2 separate regions of the Homo sapiens genome follow, and region 2 is linked to region 1. The links are chromatin loops, found by intact Hi-C in ENCODE. Cell type or tissue: breast epithelium. All regions are shown on one strand. Links, peaks and the distances in the headings refer to the core of each region. The heading gives the core; the rest is flanking DNA. Region 1 overlaps RYR3 (ryanodine receptor 3). Region 2 holds the start of SCG5-AS1 (SCG5 antisense RNA 1).

What was found. A loop is a pair of places that touch in the nucleus more often than their neighbours do. Peaks named below come from ENCODE experiments on the same cell type or tissue, not always from the same donor. Only the 100,000 strongest peaks of a DNase experiment are listed, where the experiment ranks them.
Region 2: a loop joins it to region 1, with 16 times the contacts of the local background. A loop is called at or near these places in 10 of 110 quality-filtered maps.

What each region holds. Positions count from the first base shown.
Region 1 is chr15:33,696,538-33,708,932 of GRCh38, forward strand. It overlaps RYR3 (ryanodine receptor 3), which reads left to right. Exons shown (of 104, transcript NM_001036.6): 40 at 1,345-1,459; 41 at 3,167-3,296; 42 at 4,440-4,543; 43 at 10,382-10,517. Among named protein-coding and RNA genes, the nearest start is that of CHRM5, 270 kb to the right of the region's middle. In breast epithelium, for the core only: a CTCF peak has its summit at 4,367 (motif pointing left); a DNase peak (open chromatin) is centred at 4,354.
Region 2 is chr15:32,664,976-32,677,370 of GRCh38, forward strand. All of the region lies in intron 10 of ARHGAP11A-SCG5 (ARHGAP11A-SCG5 readthrough), which reads left to right. All of the region lies in intron 2 of SCG5 (secretogranin V), which reads left to right. SCG5-AS1 (SCG5 antisense RNA 1) reads right to left here and starts at 8,090. Exons shown (of 4, transcript NR_135505.1): 1 at 8,015-8,090; 2 at 4,025-4,143; 3 at 1,464-1,513; 4 at 727-942. LOC124903458 (a long non-coding RNA gene) reads left to right here. Exons shown (of 2, transcript XR_007064573.1): 1 at 1-590; 2 at 1,828-2,145. RefSeq lists an enhancer at 5,207-5,739. In breast epithelium, for the core only: no CTCF peak of the experiment used is centred there; a DNase peak (open chromatin) is centred at 5,396; H3K4me3 peaks cover 448 bases; H3K27ac peaks cover 2,256 bases.

The DNA.
Region 1 (12,395 bases), core at 3,417-5,916:
GGGAAAACTGACTTACCTTGATATAGAGATATAGTGGAATCAAATCATATTAAATCTTTGTGTGAACTGATTCCAATTTCACTCCTCATGGAGTCATATCCTTTGCAACCTGAGAGACCCAACTACTCACAGTGAAAGGCATTGCTAAAAGTATGGAGGAGTCTTGGGGAAAAGCAGTTACTTGATTTTAATCTTTTGAAAATAGCCCCAGGGAGCCCATGAAAACATCTGGAGGAAGGGACGGTGTGTTCAACCCAAGACAGAAATGATCTGAGCACCTGAGCTTTTGACTCGAAATCTTCCGAAACTTCCCTCTGAAAAATTGCCACCTGATCTCTCCCTTTTCTCAGGACTAACCTAGAGTCGTTTTTGTTAGTTCATTGAGATAACTTTCCCCTTAACAGTAGCTCATGGCTCTCCCTTAGAAGCCATGTAGTCAAAAAAAATTCATAGCATTTTAGACATCAAAAGGGTTTCCTATAATCACGTAGGGTAGCACTTCTGTTTTGCAGATGAGAACACCAAGGCCCAAAAAGATTCACTAACCAGCCTACAGTTTTACTTTATTAGAATCAAGAACTAGACCTACAGACAACCTCCTACCTAACTTTTCATCCTACCACCCTTGAGCCAGCATACCAAAGGAGCATCACCAAGGTGCAGGAAAGGGACCTTCAGGATCCTTGGAGGGAAATGCACTCATTCGTCAAACTCATTTCCAAAGAGAAATCTTACATAAATGAAGCGACTTTTATGGGAAGACAATACAGTTAGATAATTATTCTCTCCCCAGCCTTCGTAGTAGACATAGCAGAAGTAAAAACTGGCAATTGGAGGTGGTGTTTCCTGCAACCCTCAAGAGAAGGGGAATGGGCAGCCAGAAAGTAACCACCCAGCAAGGGAGTACACAGCAAATTACCAGGCTGTTTCTGTATTTTGATTTGCATGCAGCTTTACTCTGTGAATTTATATTGGATGACTTAAAGATGTAATTGTTCTTACATCTTAATGTCGTGAGTTTTTAAAGACTATTGTCCAAAAGCTTCATTGATATCTAAAATTATTACAAGAAAAAATAAAACAAGGGATGTTTAATAGGTCATCAGAAAGAAATGTTTCAAAGAGAAAAAGCAAGTACTTAGAAATAGAGGAGCACAGAATATTTCAGTCAGCTAAAATGGCCCTCCACATATATTCCAGCTGAACTAGTGCTTTCTTATTATCTTTTCAGCCTGTTACTTTCATATTATTTTGCCCTCTCGTGTGTTTGTGTGTTCTCATCCCTGAATTTTCATAGCATATAAATAAGCAGGTGCTGAAGACTCTCTCTGATCCTTATCCTAGAGACATAATGAACAACAAGGTGTTTTACCAGCATCCCAACCTCATGAGAGTCCTGGGCATGCACGAGACGGTGATGGAGGTGATGGTGAACGTGTTGGGTACAGAGAAATCTCAGGTAATGCTAAAAGGAGAACCTAGCCAGAACTTGTCCCTTGAGGCAGGAGCACGAGGTGACTTGTTCAGAGCCACGTGGCTGGTGTCCCTTGCCTCAGTTTCTCTTCCAGGGAGAGGAAGGGATAGGCACAGTGCCAAGAAGGAGCCAAGCGATGGGATAATGCTGCTGGACGGAATCCCATTGTGTAAGAGCTCTTGAAGCTTGGAGACTTTCTTCATTAATCCCACTGGGCTATTCAGTTGCTAAGTTTACTTCCCGTATTCGGCAGCCCTGCTCTTTCCAAGATGGAATCACTCACTTCCACTTAGGAGCCTGGTGTGTTTTGTGCTGAGTCAGGAGAAGGCTGTTCTAAAGGAGAACAAGATCTCAATAGTGATCCTGGCAGTGTTTCCCCAGAAGTGTTGATGTTTCCTCTGTCAACCGAACTCCTGAAGAAGCCAGGTTTCCTTGCCAGCTCCCTCATAAGGAGCCCGCATCAGGGGGAGCTCCTGTTGCTAAGGGGAGAGTTGTGGGGATAGGACACAACTGGACATTTATCCCAGCTGGGCTGGGGACCTCCTCACGGTTAAACTGCTTCCACAGGCAGTAGATCGGGTATGGCTTCAAATGTTGGAAATTCCAGAGTGCCAGGGTCCTAGGAAGGGATGATTTCTGGTGCAGTTTCATCAGTGCTACTGGGGAGGGGGTGGGTGTGTAGAAGGAACAGAAGCCAGGGTCACGTTCCTCATGGGCTTCCTTCTGATCTCTTGGGAAAGTGAAATCTCTCCAGAAGATCCCTGAGCACATGTCTGGATGCCTCAGCGAGCAGATAGACTACAAGTTTCTGAACCTTATTGCTTAGAGCATCCTCTGTGATATTAAAGGAGGAAATCAAGGTTGTCTTAGGATCCCGAGCAAGGTTAACACTGGCACCATTTATTGAGCACTGTAGGATCAAAACTAAGATTTGGCCCAACCTAGAGATGCTGGTTACTTTGTTAAGTAGAAAAGCCAAGTACAATCAACAGTAATGTAAGATGGCATCTTCATGCTAGACTGCATGAATCAAATTACAAGTGCTATGGAATCCCATAGAAGAGCAATTATCAATGACAAAAGTAGTCAGGGAAGACTCAGAGAGCGATGCCTTTCAGACTTGCGTAACTGTAGAGGCCAGCCTTGACCCAGGGCACTTGGGCTTTGATATACTGGTGGGCCTTATGTGTCTACGATCACCTGTGTCTGTCTGTCTGTCTGTCTGTCTCTCTCTCTCTCTCTCCCCCCCTTTCTCTCTCTCCCCCCTCCTCACTCTCTCCTCTTTCTCTCCTCACTCTTTCCTCACTTTCTCTCCTCACTTTCTCTCCTCTCTGTCTCTCCTCTCTCTCTCATCTCACTCACTCTCTCTCCTCTCTCTCTCTCTCATCTCTCTCTGTCTCTGAATTCTGTCCACTCCCTTCCTACTTGGAAACAATAGCCTGGTAGAAGGTCATGCAATTTCACATGACTTCCGAGGATGATTGGGATTCTTGTTTGACATCTATTTCTCTTGGAGGAAAGATATTTCAGGAACTATAACTCCTATGAATAAGTCTTGAGAAAAAAAATGGAAGGAGAAAGTTCATTTTTCCAAGTGTTCACACTTTACCCACTTAAGACTCTGAGGTCAGAGTTTTCAGAAAGGCCTCATGATAGATTCTTTTGTCTGACACTTTCTACTTCTCCCTACAGATTGCATTTCCAAAGATGGTTGCTAGCTGCTGCCGTTTCCTTTGCTATTTCTGTCGAATTAGCCGGCAAAATCAGAAGGCCATGTTTGAGCATCTGAGTTATCTTCTGGAGAATAGCAGTGTTGGCCTAGGTGCGTAAGTCTTCTTGTAACTTCCACATCCAAACTCGAAGGTTACACTCCCCCTTTTGACCACTTAGGAAAATACAGGGAAAGGAGCCACATGCACGCTGTGATATTTGTAAATACTAGAAGAGACTCTGCCTGATTTAAAACAATTGAAGTAACGATGCCACAAGAACGTTCTCCAACAGAAGTAGAGATGTTGCTACCAGCCAAGATTGGTGACAGTTTAGTGTTGGCATAGTCGTACAGTTTTACCTCATCTCTCTTGGGACCAGTGGCCCATGGTTTACAAAATGCCCCTGGGATTGCAGGTATAGTCTGGGGGCACAGCTCTTCCCAGCCCACTCAACTGACCAGGGAGCAGTGCTGATGAGACCAAGGTCATGGATCGGATCTCGTCTTGGCAGGCTGGCTGCAGGCTGCATACCTGTCCATCAACCTCCCAGCAAGTGCTTTCCTTAGCGGGGAGGCAGACTGGCCAAGAGCAATCGTGGATAAACAGTGTAAATCCACCACTACCACTAGAAAAGCAAGTCACTGCATATGCCTTACTCACTGTTCTGGGTATAAACGAAATGAATGTGTGTAATACACAAATACTTGCACTTGAAAACTGAAGTTTCACGGGTTTTTATTTCTCAAATGCAACCTCAGGCTACTAACCTTTTTGTAAAATGCCACCTGAAGTTTTTCTTAATTCTAGCCTGAGAACCAAACAAACAAGTCAAAAACAACATTGGTGACCTGGTGAAACTATATGAGCTAATGCTGTTTGATGCTATTTTTAAACTCTAGGTGGTAGCCCCAGAAATATACAGGTTCCACTGGGCTTAGTTGGTCGAGTGGCATCTGATATGGGGGCCTCAAGAAGTTTTGTGTTAGAAAAGCACTTGGAAATACATGGTCCCGGTTGGTAGTGTGAACCGATTTTGTATTAATTCGTATTCACGGCAATGAATGTGGGGAGGAAGGATAGCTAATAGAGCTGTTCTTAATGCAAGCGGACTGTCCCATTGGAGAACGGTCATGTAAGCCAGGTTTCAGTGTGTTTGCTGCCCTCTCCTGTCCGCTTACGTGCACTGCAGTCTCAGCTCAGCACTGAGTGTCTTCCTCTGTCCTTTTCTTGCTAATTCTCCCCTCCTCCCTCAGCCTCCCCGTCGATGAGGGGATCCACCCCGCTGGATGTGGCAGCTTCCTCTGTGATGGACAACAATGAGTTAGCGCTGAGCTTAGAGGAACCAGACCTCGAGAAGGTAACCGGCCCTTGGGGTGGCAGTGTGGTGTTCTCTTCGGCCTGTAGTGCAGCTAAGCTAAGGATAAGCAGACCACGGATGGAGTCTCTGTCACTGTATCGTCATCTTGGTGGGCTTGTAGGGAAAGTGTGAAAGAATGTGAGTAACCGGTAGCAGCACAACGATTATGACCAAGGGATCTCCTGTGAACACAGGTAGCCAACTTCAGAGACATGTGGACATTTGTGTTCTTCGTGTGTGGAAGCCCAGCCTCGTTGGTCTACATGGAACATTACCAGATGCCGGTGGTTCCTAATAAAGTTCTGCGTAATTTACAGATTTATAAATCTACCTATGGAAGGAAGAGACATGGCAGAATACTGTATAATCAGTGTCCTTTCCATGTGTAACTGAGACAAACTGAGCTGCCCTCTGCTGGGAGTGTGGATGAAGCTCCTGGTGGTGGAGCTGGTTGAGGCGGCCTCACTACGTCTTTTCCCCATCCCTTTCTTTAAATGATGTCCTTGACCGGAGGGCTGACAGGATTCACAGTGTGACCTTCTGAGTGGAGCAGAGCAACCTGGAGGGGGAGGGGGGTGGAGAGGAGGGACGTGGGCAAGTCAAAGACAAATCAAAGGTCATCATTATGTAGGGGGTTTGGGAGCACACGGAAAAGGGCACCTGAGCCTGACTAGGGGATTGGGAAGGTCACTCAGAAACAGTCATGACTTGAGGGATGAGTAGAAGCTGATCAGCCGCATTGTTGGGGAAGCATGCCAGGGATGTTTGCATGTCCGAGAGGAGAGTATGGCGTGCTGGGGAATAGGAGACTGGGTATGACTGAAGCACAGAGTACCTGGGGGATGTGGTGAGAATGCAGCAGAAGCAGTGAGGAATTGAACTTATGCTACCATTTCTATTACTAAAAGAAATTCATGCTCATACACTGTGCCAGGCTTTATTCTGAATGCTTCCCACAAATGAACTCACGTGACCCTCAGACCAAGCCCTTTCATTGTTGCCTGCCAGTTACGGGCAAGGAAGTGGAGGCATAAAGAGATTGGGTGGCATCCTCAGTGTCATGCGGTTAGTCAGTGGCACAGCCAGGCATCGAGAGCGCTGGGCTGTGGAGGCAGTGCTCCTACCCATTTTATTACAGGAGGTCACCGTAGAGCCAAGAGTGGTGGAAACCACTGGAGAGTATTAGGCAAAGGGGCAACACGATACAATTCATATTTTAGAAAACACCCCAGTTTCAGTAAGAAGAACTGAACAGAAACAAGTCTTGAGGCAAGGAGGAGAGTTTTGGTAGTAATCAAAGCCCAAGACTGTGCTGGCTTCAATTAATATTGATGCAGTGGGTGTGAGAAGCGTTTGAAGCCAGGGGACCGATCTATCACAGGACAAGTTGCAGCCATTAATTAGATATCAGTTCAGCCCATGTTTTCCTCCAAGGAGTGCAGGAGGTAGAGCAGATCTGAGGAGGCCGGCGATGAGTTTGGGGTCTGTCAAGTTTAAGGGGCCCCAGGGCTCCCAAATGGCATTGTCAAGTAGGGAATTGACGACCTGGCAGTATATCTCAGGAGAGCTCTCTGAGCTGCAGATAGAGCACACAGAGGGTGGTTGAAGCGCTGGGGGTACATGAGGTGACTCCAAGGGCTGGTCTGGAGCAAGAAAAGAAGCATAGCCAGGCCAGAGCCCTGAGGACCACCAGCATATTTAAGGGAGTCGCTGAGGAAAAGGCACCAACAAAAAACAGGAAGAGGAGCAGCCAAAAGGATGAGAAAACCCAGCAAATCTAGTATCTGAGAAGCTGAGAGGGAAAATTGAGAAATAAATACACATTTTTTTCTTCGTGTCGCATAGTGAACGTGGGGTGGCTCAAAGAAGACAGGGTGAGGAAAGAGAGAGAGGGGTTGTCTTGATTAAACGATTGTGGCAGCAGATGGCCTTCCTCTAGCTGAGGCAGCCACACAGAACACAGATTTACCACTCACGAAGATTCTGCTGTTTCAGGCCTTGGCAGAGAATCATTGGCCAAGCTGCAAAACCATGTCTGATCTATTAAGATGAGATGATAATTACCCACCAATAATTCGTTGACATTTTTCAGTTAGTAAATTCTATTTCAAATGCATTCAACTGATAATTACTGAGGGCCTATCATGAACCAGACAGACAAAACGCCCGTGTTTGTGCAGCATATTTCTAATGGGAGGAACTTTCCTTGTAGTCAGAGAGGATATTACTTTGCTGGGGCTGCCATAACAAAGTACCACAGGTTGGGTGACATAAACATCGGAAATTTATTTTCTCACAGTTCTGGAAGCTGGAAGTCCAAGATCGAGGTGTGCGCAGGTTTGGTTTCTTCTGAGGCTTCACCTCCTGGCTTGCAGATGGCCACTGTTTTGCTGTGTCCTCACGTAGTCTTTTCTTTGTGTGCACGTATCCTTGCTATCTCTCTGTGTGTCCAGATTTCCTCCTCTTGAAGGACATGACCCCAACAACTCAGTTTAACTTAATCACCTCTTTACAGCCCCTATATCCAAATACAGAAACATTCTGGGATATTGAGGGTTAGGGCTTCCACATGAAATTTGCGGGAGACAATTTAGCCCATGACAGAGGGGTTTGTCTTTGAGTTGGTCATTTTATTTTGTTCTTTAAAGTATTTTGAAATATCAGACATTTTTACAATAATATTTTGAGGCGACAAATTTAAGTGAAAGCATTTTTTTTTATTTTGTCAGATTCAATCAGTATTTCCAATGGACTTCATTGGGTCCCTTATAAATCATTAAGTTAAAAGCAGGAATCAAGGAAAGAATCTATTTACTGGCCTTATCAAATATGATGTTTATCAAACAACCCAATACCATAATAATACCATAATAGAAGAACCTTGCTTTTTAACATTCTGTTAAAAGAGGGCAGTCATGGTGGCTCACGCCTGTAATCCCAGCACTTCAGGAGGCCGAGGCAGGTGAATCATTTGAGGTCAGGAGTTCAAGACCAGTCTGGCCAACATAGCAAAACCCCATCTCTACTAAAAAGAAATACAAAAGTTAGCCAGGCATGGTGGTTGGTGCCTATAGTCCCAGCTACTCAGGAGGCTGAGGCAGGAGAATTGTTTGATCCCGGGAGGCAGAGGTTGCAGTGAGCCGAGATCATGCCACTGCACTCCAGCCTGGGAGCCTGGGTGACAGAGCGAGACTCCGTCTCAAAAAAAAAAAAAAAGAAAGAAAAAAATCTGCTGAAAGAAGTCCCAGTCAATATAACTTACGGTTAACTTTAATAAGCAATCCCAGCTGCAAACGGAGTAAGTGAAAATGACCAGACCAGAGGGAAATGTTAGAAGTTGCTCCTCCAGGCTCTGTAGGCCTGTGTTGTGAAGGGTACCAGCCACCTCCTGCATACACACAAGACTCAAGCACCATGCCACCTGTCGTGAGAGCTTCCATAAATGCTGTGTCTATTCATGGTCTCTGCATCTAGAGGGAGAGACCTCAGCCAAACTCTGTTATTCGTACATTTAGATGACAATAAATAGCTCAGTGTTTTAGGTGGTATGACGATAACCGATGCTTGTGTGAAAAGCAGCTGAATGGGTCTTTTTGGACAAGGCAATGCCACAAGGTTTTGAACTCCATATCCTATTCTCAGCCTCAGTTCATCTTTTGAAACAGTGTTGCTCAGCAAAGACATGGAGCCTCCATTGGAAGAAGTCAGATGTGATTAACGCAGGCCAGCAAGCTGGAGAGGGAAGAAATGGGCGCTTTGGGAAATCTGTAAAGGGGATGAGGTTTGCCACACCGTTTTCAAGTAGTTGGGGTGGCTTAGCACACTGCTATAGACTTTATTCAGCCCAATGTCAGGAAATTACCCAAGTTTGGTTCACAGGAAAGAACAGCAAAGGACTGGTATGCTGGAGTTTCTTCCTTCTATTGATCACGCCAGAAATTAGATCATTTAGGATTGAACAGTAGCCCTACCCCAACACATACACACACGCATATGCACACACACATGCACACACACTCTTTCTCTCTCTCTCTCTCTCTCTCTCTCTCTCTCTCATATGGGCAATTATAGCAGCCTGTGAAATGTCTGCACCTGCAATCTTGAAAACTCTGCCCAATTCTGGCCCTTATTGATGCTTCCCTGACATTTTAAAGACAAAATCAAATCTGAACTCTAAGCAGAATATTATCTTTACTGGTTTAAGAAGGAAAAAGTGTGGTGATAGATTCTTGCTGAGTTTGGCCTTATTTTTATTATACTTGCAAAATAGAATATTTGACATCAGCAAGTAAGTGATTCATTGAACAAACATTTATTGAACAGCTACTATGTGCTAGGCCCTGGAGGTTAAAAAAAATCTTAAAAAACACCATCTCTGACTTTGAGGATTTTGGAGCACTGTGGATTCTCCTCTTCTCTGTGTATACATAAGATATCAAAGGTGAAATTAGAATAGCAACTGCGTTTTAATCAAAGGTATATTTGCCAGGCTTTTTGCCTGAAAGCTGCTGAAAAGTAGAACAGAATCTAAAATCTTCTGTAAGATCCTAGCACAGAGATCTCGTGATAAGTGTCTGGTAACCTGGAAGCAAAGAGACCACCACCAGTCCCAGTCCTTAATGGATGGGGATCTCTTTTTCTGGCCATCCCAACCTCAACATCTTGGCTTTTGACTTTGGACAGCTGTTGTGGATGCAGAACGAGAGTAGACACCCCTGATTACTCAAGGGCCCACTCTGGGTCAGTCAGTGACTGAATATTGTAGCCTTGCAATACCATGGCCAAGTGAACATGGCCCGCCCCCAGTGGGCCCTTCTTTTCCTGCACTGTTGTCTCCCCAGATGTACGCTAGCTAGGCTTATTTTTAAATGACAGCTCCCTCTTGCCAGAACTGGAAAAACCAGGAACTGACAGTACATGGTGTGTTCCTACATAACAATGATAATCAATCTTGTTAATCACTTGGAAACAAAAAATGAATTGGAGGCTCTTTCTAGCCTCCAGGGAAATGGAAGCCTTTCAGTTCTTAGAATTTCACAGGCCTCACAGCTATCTTATAAAAAAAAAAATAAAAACTTGAGCAGTTCTTTCTTTGTTTGTTTCTTACATACGTGTAAGATTTATTTTTAAATTTTATTGTGTTAAAATACACAAAATATATAATTTACTATCTTGATCATTTTTAACTGTATGTGTAGTATTCAATACTTTTGTAATGTTGTTGAACTGTCACCACCATCTATCTCCATAACTCTTTTCATCTTGTAAAACTGAAATTCTAGACCCACTTAACAATAACTTTCCATTCTTCCCTCCCCTCCCCCAAGTCCCTGGCAACCACCATTCTACTTTCTGTCTTTATGGGTTTTACTACTCAAATTACCTCCTATGAATGGAACGATACGGTATTTGTCTTTTTGTGACTGGCTTATTTCACTTAGCGAATGTCCTCAATGTTCTTCACGTTGTAGCATGTATCAAGATTCTGTTCCTGTTTAAGGCTGAATATCCCATTGTACGTATATATCACGTTTTGCTTATTCATTCATTCATCCATCAGTGGCCACGTGGGTTGCTTCCACATTTTAGCTTTCAATTATTTGGGGGTATATACCCAGAAGTGAAATTGCTGGATCATATAGCAATTCTGTTTTTAATTTTCTGAGGATCTGTAGTACTGTTTTCCACAGTGGCTGTACCATTTTACATTCTCACCAGCAATGCACAAGAGTTCCAACTTCTCTACATCCTCAACCAACACTTGTTATTTTTTGAGGTGTGTTTTTTAATAGCCATCCTAATGCGTGCGAAAGAACACTTTTGTACTGTTTCTGGCAGGTGGTGACCTACTTGGCAGGCTGTGGCCTACAGAGCTGCCCCATGCTTCTGGCCAAAGGATACCCTGATGTCGGCTGGAACCCCATTGAAGGGGAACGCTACCTGTCCTTCCTGAGGTTTGCTGTCTTCGTGAACAGTGAGTCCCACATTTTTCCATACCTCTTATACCCAGAATAGCATGATCGTGGATACCTACAAGGAAAAGGATATCCTTTCCATTGCTTCTTATCTGAAAATAGGGGGTTGGTGGCTGGCAAGAGAAATCTTAGGGAGAATCACAGGTGTTTGGTGGCTGGCAAGAGAAATCTCAGAATCAGGCCAGACAAGGATAAAGAGTAGAGTCCAGTGAACAGAGCACTGAGCATTAGTCCCAGGTCCAGCAAGAAACTCACCGCAGAGAGGTCATCTCTCTGCACTGTAAAAGGGGGCCTTATGAATATCATCATTAATACCTCACCTGTTTCACAGAGCTAAATGCACATGTACATCTAGATCCCTGGACTGTTGGATGGATGGATGGATGAATGAATAAAATCAAGTATAACTGAGTAGCTGTAAAAGATAAGTAAACTCCCAGGAGAAAAAAATTGCTATAACAACCCTAAATATTATTTGTCATAATACAATCTACCTCCCATTTATAGTGAATTCCAACACAACCAGAATTCTTTAGTTGCTCTGGAATAATATGCTGAATATTATGTAAATAAGTGGGGTACTTTCTTGAAAATGAGCCTTGCCTCCTAAGAATTTTTGTTATAATACTAATTCATTTGTATTGACATTATAGTTATAGTCCCTCTCTGTTCTCTCAGTTTGGGGTTCCAGGCTAACAAATTGCACTAAGCAGGTTAGGTGATCTCAAAGAGAGATTGCAGCTAACACACAATCATGCCAGTTGTTCTAAGAATTTGTCTCAAAATATGTTGATATAATGTGATCATTATATTCCCGTGTGCTTTTCTTGTTGTCTCTCTACCCTCCCATTTCACCTGCTTACTTTTCTTCACTGTACTATACTATAGTCTTAATATTTAAATGGTTTCTTTTCTCCTTGTCCTGGTTAGATTGCAGGCCTTGAGGTGGTTGCTTGTTATCCCTGGAACCCACCCAGCCAACTTCCTAATCAACTCTCTCTGCTTCTCTCTGCGTATTCATCACTGCATCCTTCTTGTTTATCACCAGCTTTGCTAACCTCCATTTTCTTCTCTTGAGGGCAGTTTTAGAGTATCCTCTAATAGCCTGGTTCACTTTGTATCCAAATTATCACATGTCCAGAATTAACACGGAGTTACTGTAGGAGTAAAGCAAATTTGTGGGTGTATGAAATGGATATTAAGAATTTATACAGCTCGCCAAATTATGTAAATAGATTGTTTGCAGACAAATCTGATCAAGGCAGAACCAATTTATTCATCTTGGTCACCTTCACAGTCAAGATCAAGAGCTTTTTGAGTCATTTTATGAGACCATCTACCTGGATCGTGAAGGTAAAGGAATCGACTGGCTCTTCTTCTACCCGGATTGCTAAATTCTAACACTTGCTTTTGTGGGTTAGGTACAACAATATTGAACTAAACTCTAGACCAAAAGGTTTGGTCCACCCCTTTTGTTTTCAGGTTATTTTATATCTTTTCAATATATTTTCTGCACTACAATTCTATAATGCAACAAACTCTGGCAAACTGGCCCATCAATAGAAATATTTGTGGATTTCAGTTTAATGTTTGTCTCTATAATAGTGTTATATATATAAAGTTTCGGTGCCACAAAAGAAATAGCACTTGAATATAAAATTTTCTTTTTAATTCTCAGCAAGGCAAGGTACTTCTTTAGAAGGGTGTGCCCTTACAGATGGAGCAATGGTGAGCACACACTTGGACAAAGGAGGGGAGGGGGTTCTTATTCCTGATGCACGTGGCCCCTGCTGCTGTGTCGTTCCCCTATTGGCTAGGGTTAGACCGCACAGGCTAAACTAATTCCCATTGGCCGATTTAAATAGAATGACGGGGTG
Region 2 (12,395 bases), core at 4,222-6,721, 1.0 Mb before region 1:
TAATCTCAGATAATCTTCCTCTTGTAGTCATTCTTCTCCCTCTGCCTATCAAATGCAGATGTTGAGATGAGTAAACCCTTTGGGGTTTTTGGATGAAAAACTTTTCAAGATTTACATGACATTTTTGGGGTTGTGCCTACCCAAAAAAGTCTTATATCTCACATCACTGCCTTAGAAATGAATTAAAGGTGCATTTATCCATCAGGGCCACATTCCCCTAAAATGCACCTAATAGCACTGAAACAATTAGAATAACACAGGGATCCTGAATAATCCATGCCTCTTGTCAAGAAATTTTTTTCTATTTTTATTTTTGTAAAACAGCTTCCTTATCCAGTTGTGTTTAGTTTATTTAAACGATCACATCAGCATTAGGTTCTGGTTTGGGGTTTTTTTTTTTATTTGTTTGTTTAAGTCTCGTTTCTGACACTTTCTGAAAGATGCAACATGGAGATAGGCCAGGAGGGAAACTAGTTTTAGGGTGTTCTCATTACATTCATTTTATGTCATTTTTTATTATTAGGTTTACATTATTGAATTCCTGTGGAGAAGAGGAGTCAGAGCTGTGAATAAGTCATAAGTCCCTATAGGTAAAATCAAGTACTATTTGTCTCTGATCAAAATTGCCCTTTCCATTGATAGGAGAAATGACTGGGCCTCCTTGTCATCCAGAGTTCATTTTGTTTTTCGTGGCAGTTTCACTGTCTTTGGGAATTGAGCTTTTTGAAATGTTAAAGCACGAGAAGCATGAACACCTTGGCAGGGTTTGCAGTATCTCCTTCTAGTGCAGGATGGAGGGCTCCAGAGCTGGCAATTTGAGGAATGGCTGGTGGCTTCTGATGTCACCTGCCACTCATGTGTCCCTCCCTGTTTTGAATCATGGATCTCAAACATCCTCAAAAGCTCTTCCCTGGTAATTTCAAAACTCTGAACAAATCAATCCTAAGAAAAAATAAACAAACATGCAGAAGAGCAGAAGGATATTTAGGATATGGTTCTAATTAAAATTTTTAAGTTTTCCTTTTTCAAAATCCTGTATGAGCTATTAAATAGGGAAAAACAAACTTCTGAGTAGGAAAGAAATAAAGGCCATTACCCTTAGAGATTTTGAATCTTACAATAAACAAATAGGTCTTCTTTTCCCCGAATGTTTCTTCTTATCAACACAAGGGAGTTGAGTGATGGCTACAGCTCTAAAATACTGAACATGGCTGCCTACTGAATTCAGCATACATACGTAGGGATATGTTACATAAGATGCACATACATACTTTATTTCTATTAGCCTGTGAAACAGTGAACATGCCTGCTCTTATAAAGCTTCTAGTAAAGGAACTACAAAAGAAACACATCTACTGGGCATTCTCACACTGGCTGAGGTAGGTTGGAACCATCTGGATTCTTGCCTGTGGCATAGTTAACCTCGTGACTATCCAGTTTTCCAATTATCCAGGCCCATTTACCTCTGCTCCCACTCAGCGAGCCCTTTGGCTATTTCTCTGTTCATTGGCACCTAAAGTCAAGGAGAAAGAAACGAACATTTATTAAGTGCTATGTTTGTACCAGTTAATCTTCTCAATGAAGTATTATTATCACCCCTGTTTTACAGAGAAGGAAACTAATATTCAAAGAGGTAAGATAACTTGTTCAGGACCACATATGTTTTTAAGTATAGAGCTCATGCATTATAAAGTGACCACCCTAGCTAACATTTATTAAGCACAATATTTGCCAGAATTCTTGCAAAAAGCCTTACAAGGACTATTTTATTTTATCCTCATACCAACGGCTTAAGGATGGTATTACTTAAGTATTCTTGTTTTACAGATGAGGTCATACAGCTAAGGTGATGAGGCCAATATTCAAACTCAAGCATCTGGATTGCAGGCTGCACTTTTGATCGCCATGTCTAGCCTCCTCTATACACCTGCTCTGACCGATTTGGTATTCACCACGCCCAAGAGGCTACTGAACACCTGAAATATGGCTGGCTGGAGTTGTGATGTACTCTAAGTATAAACTACACACCCTATTTGGAAGACAGTATGCAAAAAAGAATATAAAAAGTCTCTTTGGCAATTCTTTATATCAATTACATGTTGAAATGATAATTTGGATATATTGGGATTAAAAATTATTTAATTTCACTATTTCTTTTTACTTTTTGAAGTGAGAAGACTAGACAATTTAAAATTACAAATGTAGTTCATATTCTATTTCTATAGAACAGCACTGCTATATACTATTTTAAAATAATATATAAAGGGGACTAGAACTGACTCAGGCCAACATTATTTTTCATCAATAGTTCTAGTTAAAAATTTGGTTGGAAGTGGGTGGATGGGAAGGTTGAAGCCCATTTTTAAAGATAAGTTTGGTGTTTTTATGAATTTGAGTTATGTGTGCTTTCTTCACCCGTTTTACCATGTGTGGGTAAGAGACTTGCCATTTTTAAGAATCAGAAGAATTCTGTGAGGTGTATTTCCAGTGTCTGTGTGTAGTGCTGCAGCTGTCTGAGCGTATTGCCGGAGGCACCTCCTTTGGACTTTAAGGCACGAATTGCTCATCACTGTCCACACAGCTTTGTGGCCGCCTTTGAGTCTATCTCTTTTAACATAACATTGAGTTCTGGCTCCAGGTCTGGCACAAAGTTGATAATAACTAGTGAATACTGTTTTGTTTGGTTTGTTGTAGTTTTATTCTTTTTTTTTTTTTGAGACAGAGTCTCACTGTGTCGCCCAGGCTGGAGTGCAGTGGCACAGTCTCGGCTCACTGCAGCCTCCGCCTCCTGGGTGCAAGTGATTCTCCTGCCTCAGCCTTTCGAGTAACTGGGACTACAGGCACACACCAGCATGCCTGGATAACTTTTTTGTATTTTTATTACAGATGGGGTTTCACCATGTTGGCCAGGCTGGTCTCAAACTCCTGACCTCAAGTGATCCACCCGCTTCGGCCTCCCAAACTTCTGGGATTATAGGCATGAGCCACCGGACCCACTTTATTCTTAATACCTATTGCCAGGCAGAGGTTACATGGATATAAAAGAGAGAAATTGGGAATATTTGTATGAGATGGGAAACCACAGGCCAGGAAAGCATTACCAAAGGGTTGTAGAGGATTTAGTCTGGGCCCCTCCCCAACGTACACACCACGTGCCTTCTCCTCTCGAGGCTAGAATTAACCCTCACCCCACCACCAGCTGCCAAAAAATAGTAGTAGCTGCTGGGAACTCAGAAACAGAAAAGAATTTTCTATGAGATTACTGTCTAAAACAAATGTTTATTCTAGCCATTTATAAAGAACACTTATGGATTTACAGCAGCTTAGGATAGTGAAAAAGAAGTAGAGGAATGGTAATTAATTCAGGTACGAATTTGTAAGGCCAAGTGAGAATCACGTTCCTTGTCGTGGCCCAAAAGGCCTTGTCAGACTCAGATGGAGTCTCCTCGTTTTAGTCTACAGACATATGGGTGGAAGTGACATGATGGAATAATTACATTCCCAAGCCGTGTACCCAAAATCTGTGCTAGGACCACTCCCCTGGCCAGTGCGGAACCAGGTCAGCTGGTGGAAGGGGCTCTGAATGGGCACAGCGCTGCCAGGCCCTGCCACTCCCACCTCATCCCATCCAGAATGGGTCCAACACAGTTCCTGCTAACCCTTATCCACACCTCCTCAACCATAGTCCCCAGTGACCTGCTTCCTCTGTGAAGCCCAGGCTGACTGGAAGGTGACCCTCAACAGAAACCATCAGAGAGCTTTGGGTCTGGGGCGGAGGGTCACCTCCACTCTCACGGTGGTGTCTTGGTGTTAATGTCATCTGTTGGCTCAGCCATTCATTGCTTCTCTCTTCCCTAAGCTCCTGCAGATCTCCTTTACTCGTTTCTTAAGTGTAGGAAGCTATCTCCTTGGATGCTGGGTCACTAATTATAAACTTCCTATGCATTTACCTGGCTCTGGTTTGGCCCCTAATGTCTTTATTTCTGCCTGCAGGATTGTCATTGCCATTGCCCCTTTTCCTTACCTGGGAACCCGACATACTCTGCTTATCCCTTGAGCTGGCACACCAGGGGGCCTGGAATTCCTGTTGGTGAAGTCACTACTTTAAGAGAATTATCCCAGAAATCCTCTAAGTTGCAAATCCTACAGGAGCAGAGTACTACATGTTAATTAGCACTCATTATCATGTTAGTAGAGAAGCTTACCCAAAGGAATGATACATAGGACCTGCTATGTCATTGAGAACAGAGAGGTGGGGCTCAGGTTCTGGACAAATGATGTCATAAGTAAGTGTAGTTTCAGAAAGGAAGATGAAGTGGGAGCTTTAGATAATTGGAGGCGGTAGGCCTGTATATGGAACCAGATGCTAGAGAGCCCAAGTCCATATTTTTACTTTTTCACAGTTTTGTGTCCATATCCTCACCGAATCCCAACCACCACCACCACAGTTCTATATCCCGTTATTTTTTCAATAATAACTGATACCTCAACTTAAGCTCCACTCTGACCCTCAGCTAAGCCATATAATTTCAGCAAGAATTATAAAATAAAGTTTTTAAAGGACAAACATGAGCCTTAACCTTAGTATAAAGACATGCTTAGCCTTCATACAAATTGCCAAGTTGAGACTTCATTTCAGACGGCAAATAAAAGTTACATGAAGGAGCTAAAAGTGCTATTGCAAATTACCTATTTGAAACGGCTTTTTCAAAACCTGCTAAATTCACACCTCTCCTAAAAATGCTTCACTTCCAGATTATTTTATTTTGGGGTTTTGTGTGTATGTGTTAGAGGGGGTGGGGTTTGTGGTGACTACAGAAAAATTAGTTAAATTCATAGGATAAAATTTGAACTTTTGCAAATGAGTAAACAGCCAAAACAAACACCGCTTCAGAAAAAAAAAAAAATACACGTTTTCTCCTTTTGGAAAGCAAGCAATGCTTAAGCAAAATACCTTAAAAGTTAACTAAAAAGCTTTTCTAAAATAAACAACTCTGCTTGTGATCCTAAATTGGGACCACATGTAGATGTGAAAGCTACAAATGCAGTGCACTCAGAATTTGCGTCTCTGCCTTCACTGTTTGCGTGCCTCTGAGTAGATGATGATAATGTTGGCTTTGGTCCCCAAGGAGCCTGAGTTTTTTAGATCCTAGTATGAGGGGGAAAAGCAGAAGAAGAAAGAGAAGGAATGAAAACAAATGCCTTTCAAGACAAAATATCCGAATGGGTTTCATTTTGCTTATCTGCCAACAGGCTCAACCCAATTTAGATCTCTCCTACAAGGACAGGATAGTGCCAGCCAGGGTGTCTGCCCTTGCCGGCTATGTGGGGCAGTCCCTGTGAGGGACCAGGCTCGAATTCAGAGCAGAAGGATCACTCTAGCAAACTGCCAGGGCCAGCCCTCTGCCCTGAGGCAAGTCAATGAATTAGCCAATTCAGCACAGATAGAATCATTCCTTTGTTTTTCTCAATTACCAAATGCTGTGTGCTTTGGGGGTCACTTGTCATGTGAGTTTAGAGAATGTGGATATTGCAACATAAACCCTCACCATTCTAAACAGCTTAAACTAAATTCTGTTACTAGGGAGGAGAGCTGAGGTGATAATATCCATCTCTAAGTATAAACTATTGTGTGTTCATTTTCCCATTATGGGAGACAAATTTCTCTTCTCCGCTAGTGCTCATGATCTCTTCCACCAGGCACAAACATCAGATGTGTGTTTATGTGGACATATTTTGTCCCCTATTATTGGAGAGCAAGCTCCTTGAGAGAAGGGATTATGCTGCCTGGATTTGTAACTTTGTTAGGCAAAGCATGACTTTATTTAGTTTTGAATTGATGAGGAGGCACTGATGTTAGTAAAAAGCTCAAATGTCCTGAGCCCTGTTGCTCAATACCTCAAACACAGGACCATGATCACCACAATGAAAAATATGCAGGATCATTAATTTCGGCTCTGTTAATTGTGCTGTTAGGAAATGTTGACTAGATAGGAAAAGCAGCTAACGTTCATGGAGTGCTTATTACATACCAGGTACTGAGGTAAGCATTTTACATACAGTATCCGATTTGTATCCTCCCACAAGCATGTTATCCCCGGGTTAAAAGGGGAGGAATTGGGGTCCAGTGAGATTGGGAGGTTATGAGAATCCCACAGTGTGTGGCAGAATGTGGACTTGAACTCAGGGCCCTAACAACAGGAAGCTATAAAAGCCTCTTTGTATAAAAAGTGCTCTCTTTCTGTGGGTCCTCAGTAAATGAAAATATTTGCTTTTCATAAATAGGTTTGAATGTTGGGACCCTCATTTCTCACCAGGAGTCAAGGCCAAAAGGTCTTATAAATAAGAGTGAATTTTGAGAAAGGATGTGTGAAAATGACTCTGTTCTTTTCTTTTATCTCACTTCAGTTACTTGGGATGGAGGAAGCAGAAACTGGGAGTCAGACATCTAAAATATGAAGTTCCACCCTCATGTTGGCCATTTCTTTCAGCCTCCTTTCCCCATTCCTAGGGGCCAATCTGTTTCTCCCTCTCCTGCTCTTTCTCTTTGCCTCTGTCTTCTTCTTTCCTGTGGAGACAATAGCGTGTGGTGGAACTGCCTGAGTGCTTACTGAGAAGGAGAAACCAAGCGCAGATTGTATAGAAGCTGACGAATGAGTCCTCTGATTGTGGACAAGTGATGGCGCTTTTTGTAAAATTGTGTATGTGTTTACCTCAAGTAGTGAAAAAAAAAAAAGAAAAAACAACTTTTGGGGCAAGTTGGACCTTAGGAAGGAGATTTCTGGGTCTCGGGGTTTCTCTTAGCCCCCAGTGCCTGGTGCCTGCGGCCGGTGTCGCCTCAGGGAGTCCCAGGCTGTTCTGTGGCCTCCAGAAGGAGCCACCCCGCCCCTTCCTCGCCCCACTCCGCTTTGCCTTCCCTTAGCCTGGGGAGCCTTGCCGCCTCTCCACCTTCTCTCCTGGTCTCCTCGGGCGCTCTCGCGCTGGCACCTTCAGCTCTGTCAGAGTCTGAGGGGAAACCAAAGGAGGCCAGGCGGTGTCTGGAATGCCCCATCCGACTGCTTCAGGCTCCCAGACCGCTGACAAAAGGAAAACTGGTCCGTCGCTTTCTGAATGATGTATCGAGACCGCAGTGTATTTTTAGCATCTGCTGTTTGTGGTAACATAAGTGAAAACTGCTGGACCCGTTCCCTTCAGCTGAATGGCTGGTATTCAGGGGCCTGTGCCCGCTCCCTGCCAGACGCTCCTCACAGAACTCCCTTTTTACGAGGTGGGCGACTGGCTCCCTGGCACCAGGCTGCCCCACCACAATTCTTTATTGCCCAGCGCCAGTGCCCAATTGCATGAATCCCCAGGGCTGCAGGCAGCGTGAGGGGTGCGAATGGGACGATGCTGGCTGCGGGCTTGTCAGGGTGTTCCCAAGTTGTGTGGCAGAGTCTGGAGGGCAGGGGTTGTCCGGATGTTCCAAACCTCCAGCGTGAGGTGGGCACTCAGGTGCGAAGGAACCATGGTGGCGAGGCCCACAGGTGGCGTCCCATCCCAGAGCCATTTTGCCGGGGCCTGGCTCTGCAGTAGTCACTGACACCGGAGATCCCCTGAGTGACCTGGAAACTATGAGAGACCCCAGGTACCCCGACAGGTCATTCTACTAACTGTGGCTGTGGAGCTCCAGCTCATCTTTGGAAGACGGAAACGCACTGGAAAGGGTATGAATGGACGCAGAAGGCCTCGTGGGGGCTCTCTCAGTGCCACTGTAGAGTGAACACAGGGCTGGAATCCAAAATAGCACCAACTTGCTGAGTGGCTTTAGGCAAGAAACCTTTCCCCAGGTCTCACTTTCTCACTTAGAATGATGAATAGTGATTCTTGTCCTACTGACCTCACTAGGACGTTTTTAATAAGGATGAAAGCACTTTGAAACTGTTGAAACCATAACATCACAAAAAAAAAAAAAAAAAAAAGAGACAGAGTGACGAAGTAACGCAGGTCCCATTTATGTTCTTAATTTCTGACCAACCTTAACTTCCATCAAAACTGCTTCCACTAGCCCCAGCCAGGAGAGCCGTTGCATCGTGGTGGGACATCATCAGGCTCTCCAACGGACATCGCTTATACTATGAGAACTCACGTTCAAGGGAGGTGTTTACCTCTAATTCCCACAGAACTAGCGTAAGTAAAAAATGGGGCAGCAGGATCCTTTCCTTGCAAAGTGTGAGCAAGTGCCTCTGTAGAGTAAAACTTTAAGTAAAAGGACTACAACGGCAGTGACAGCTCCTTTATCTGAAACTGCAGACTTTTAAGAAGGTTCTTAGCAGCCACACCGATGTCACAAATTCCATAAAGCAAGATCACCTAGGCACTCTCTCGGAGCTAATTTTATCTCATTTTATATATAATTTTAATAAGCCTGGCTCTCTCATTTTCTAGCCCCTTATTACTGAAAATGTGGCTCATGGACCAGCAGCATCTGCACTATCTGGGAGCTTGTGAGGAATGCAGAATCTCAGGCCCCACCCTTCACCTTGAATCAGAATCCACATTTGGATAAGATCCCCGTGTGTGTGTGTGTGTGTGTGTGTGTGTGTGTGTGTTGTGCGGGGGAGGGTAAAATTAGAAGAGACTTGCAGGGCCTAGGCGCACTCTCAATTTATTGTATTTCATTATGGAAAGGATTTGGGATGACTAGAATTAATAACTTAGAAGGAGTGAGGTGACAAAGAACATTAAAAACTATTGCATCTGGGACCATTTAATATAGGTTTGTTTGTTTGTTTGTTTTGAGACGGAGTCTCACTTTGCCGCCCAGGCTGGAGTGCAGTGGCATGATCTCGGTTCACTGCAACCTCTACTCCCCAAGTTCAAGTGATTCTCCTGCCTCAGCCTCCTGAGTAGTTGGGATTACAGGCGCCTGCCTGTAATTGTATTTTTAGTAGAAATGGGGTTTCACCATCTTGGCCAGGCTGGTCTTGAACTCCTAACCTTGTGATCCACCCGCCTCTGCCTCCCAAAGTGCTGGCATTATAGGTGTGAGCCACCGCACCCGGCCCATTTAATATAGTTTTATATCCGAATGCCCTTTAATACTCTGAGAATACACTGTTACAACACTGTATAGTCATTGATATTCCCAGTAATAGTCCCAAATTATCAAGAACAGGCAAAGTCATATTCTCCTGCTGTTTAAAGTATTTACCTAATGTTCATAGTGGAAAATTCTCCTTTAAAATGGTTAAATAAATCTTGATCTTAAACCGATGCTTCAGTGATCTGAATACTACATGAAACAGCACGTTCTCTCTAAAGAGATAAGTGAGATGGTACTATAATCGGAAACCTCTGTTAATTCGGATTTTGTTTTTTATGCACATTTTAGAGAGTCAAATTATATCAAGATAAAATATGATAACAGAGATTTACTCTAAAATTAAACAATGAAAAAAACCCTACCAGTGCAACAAAAAGGCCATGGCTGTTCAGAGCCAAGTAAAACTTTGGGGGTCAGAAGGTATTTAATTTTCATATTTCTGTTTACTAGGTACTAACAACTGATCTTCAAAATCATAGAGACAGGAAAATGGATTTGAAACCCAAGGGAGTTTTTAAGTAACCAGAAAAGTTAGTGCCCTCTTCTGGACAAGCGATCATTGGAGTTGTTAGAGGTTGTCCTTGGGAGTGCTGTTGGGGGCTTTGTTAACACCGAACAAGACCATGAGTGGCAAAACTTGGAGCTGAGGTTGATCAGGTCTCCAAGGCCAGGGAGAGACTCAAACCAACCAGGTCAACTTCCCAGCTGAATTGCCAACCTCAAAGGGATACGTACAGAAGGGAGAATTGGAGGCACATAGCAGAGGGTGAGAATGCAGAGAAGAGCAGGATGCGGTCAAAAGATTGGCAGATTTTTATGGAGGGTTCCAGCACAGGCCAAGAAAGAGATTTAAGGGTTCTGACTCAAATAAGACCAACTGTCCTTCTTTCTCATTCCCTTGACAATTACATCTGAGTGCAACTTTATTGCCATGGCAATACAAAGAAAGTCTACCAATGATTTGATATCTAGAGCTTAGAAATAAACAGCTGCATGGTACCAATTTTATTATATAAAGCAAAGTTTATATAAACGCAACTGGGCTTAAAACTCATTTGGCAAGAATTAAATATTTTCCATTTATTCTAGAGACATTTTTAGAGTGCCATGGCTGTGGTGGAAACATAAATAAAGCATCATCACAGGACAGGATTAATTAATTGCCTGAAATAATTTCAAAGCTGTAAGTGAAAGATCCTATCTTTATTAATGGTATTCTTTTCTCAAATCAGATTTTGAAACCTCACAAGCTTTTGACTCATCTCTCTCCTGTGCACTGCTAGAAATCTTATTTAACTCATGTTGCAGCCACCCTAATTCCAATCCTTGTCACTTCACTCCTGAGTTTCAGCAACACTCTTAGAGAAGAACTTCTTAATTTCTCTCCAACCTAGCTTTGTACAATGGTCTGTTCTCTATACCACCATCTATTGTCTATACTACAATACATTATGTTGGGAATATATCTTATTATGTACTACTGGCTTATTGTGTTAGTCATGGGTAACCAACTAGAATGAAGAACGAACTAGAGAACAGGAACTATGTCTTTCACATTTATGTCGTCTATAGCACCTAACGTAATTATTGCTACACAGTATGTTGCTACAGGGAGTCTTCCGTGGCCTAGATCTGGGCTAGATACTTCTCCTCTACACAACTGTGACACACTGCCGTATCCTGGTTACATTATCAGTGCATTACAACTGGCTGTATTACGTTTGTTTCTTTTTGTTTCTCTATGAACTATGAGAGCAGAGCCTACATTTATCTGGTTCATCACTGACCCTCTAGTACCTAGCCCAGGTTTTGATTATATATTATGTGCTCAATGCATATTTTTAGATTATTTGTTGTTGGTTAGTGCAGTAAGATAGTTAAGGAGGCTGGGATGAATAGACCAAATGGCATCCATAGCATCATATTATTTTGTTTGACTTGGCTTCAGGTACAATAGATCAATATAACCTAAATATTATAATGAACCAGATAACTGCATTTGGCCCTTTGCAACTGTATAATATTAAAATTATTATATTTTCTATACCTGTTTAATTGTCTATAAAATTCTAGCTCCTGGAGTGCAAAGGACAGCATTTTTTACTTCTGCATATCTCCCTCAGTTCCTACCTCAGTGAGTGTTTCTTGATCTGACATCATTAAATGCAGTTTAAAAAGAGTCTGTGTTCTAATCTGTCTGCTTAGTGCTAAACATCTGTTGCTTCCTAACAAGTGCTGCATTCATTTTAATGGCACTGGTGCACAGAGGTAAACGGAGCTTTGGCAGGCCTTCCATAAGAGAAACTGTTTGCTTCCTTCATTAATTACTAATGGAGCATTAAGACACGCATTCTGCCTTGAGCCAAGTTGGATAATTCCTGGCACTTAATGCTAGGGTGCTTTCAAAAGTTGAGACATGTACTGACACACCAGAGAGCCTGCCCTATAGCAAGCACAGTGGTGTCTATAGTGCCAACATTATATAAAGCTTCAAATATATCAATACCAAGTGTACTGATATGTCTAACCTTTGCATCTATTGGGTTAATGTGGAATCATAGGTATCCCTACACTAGCTCTGAAGGTAGCTATCACAAATGAGCTGGATGAATCATCAGAAAGATACAGAAAGGTTAAAAATAAAAGGATAATCAAAGATTTACCAATTAAACACAAATCAACAGAGTGAGAGTGGCAAGCTAATAGAACTATAAATCAACATCTGATTTATCAATTTATATTTAGCAGCCAATTGCCAACACAATTAAAATGAAACATTTATACCCTTGGATATGCTAACTAGTACAGCATCAAAATGATAAAAACAGTAAGAAATAAGAGAATGACAGTCACTTATTGTTAGTAGTAGATTTTAACATATAGCCATCAGATTATGATAGACTAGAGATAAAATATGAATATGGATATAAAAAGAATATAATTATAAATGTTGATAAATTGGCTATATTTAGATGTTTATGGGTTATATAAAATACCTTATATTACATATTCACATGGAAATTTTACAAAAATAATATGGTAGTTTACAAAAGAAATAGCATTTTTTTTAAATGCAGATATTTTACAGTTTCTCTCATTACAAAGCAGTGACCTAGATCTGGGCTAGATACTTCTCATCATTCTCATTACAAAGCAATGAAATATAATATAAATGTAAACAAAACAAGCGAACAACCACTCGATGTTGCCTGAATGCGGGGGCTAGAGGAATCAGCAGAGGTAAGATTGTCCTTTTAAGGTTAAACTTTAATCAACACAGCACACAAAGCCAGAGTGATGCAATGTCACTTCA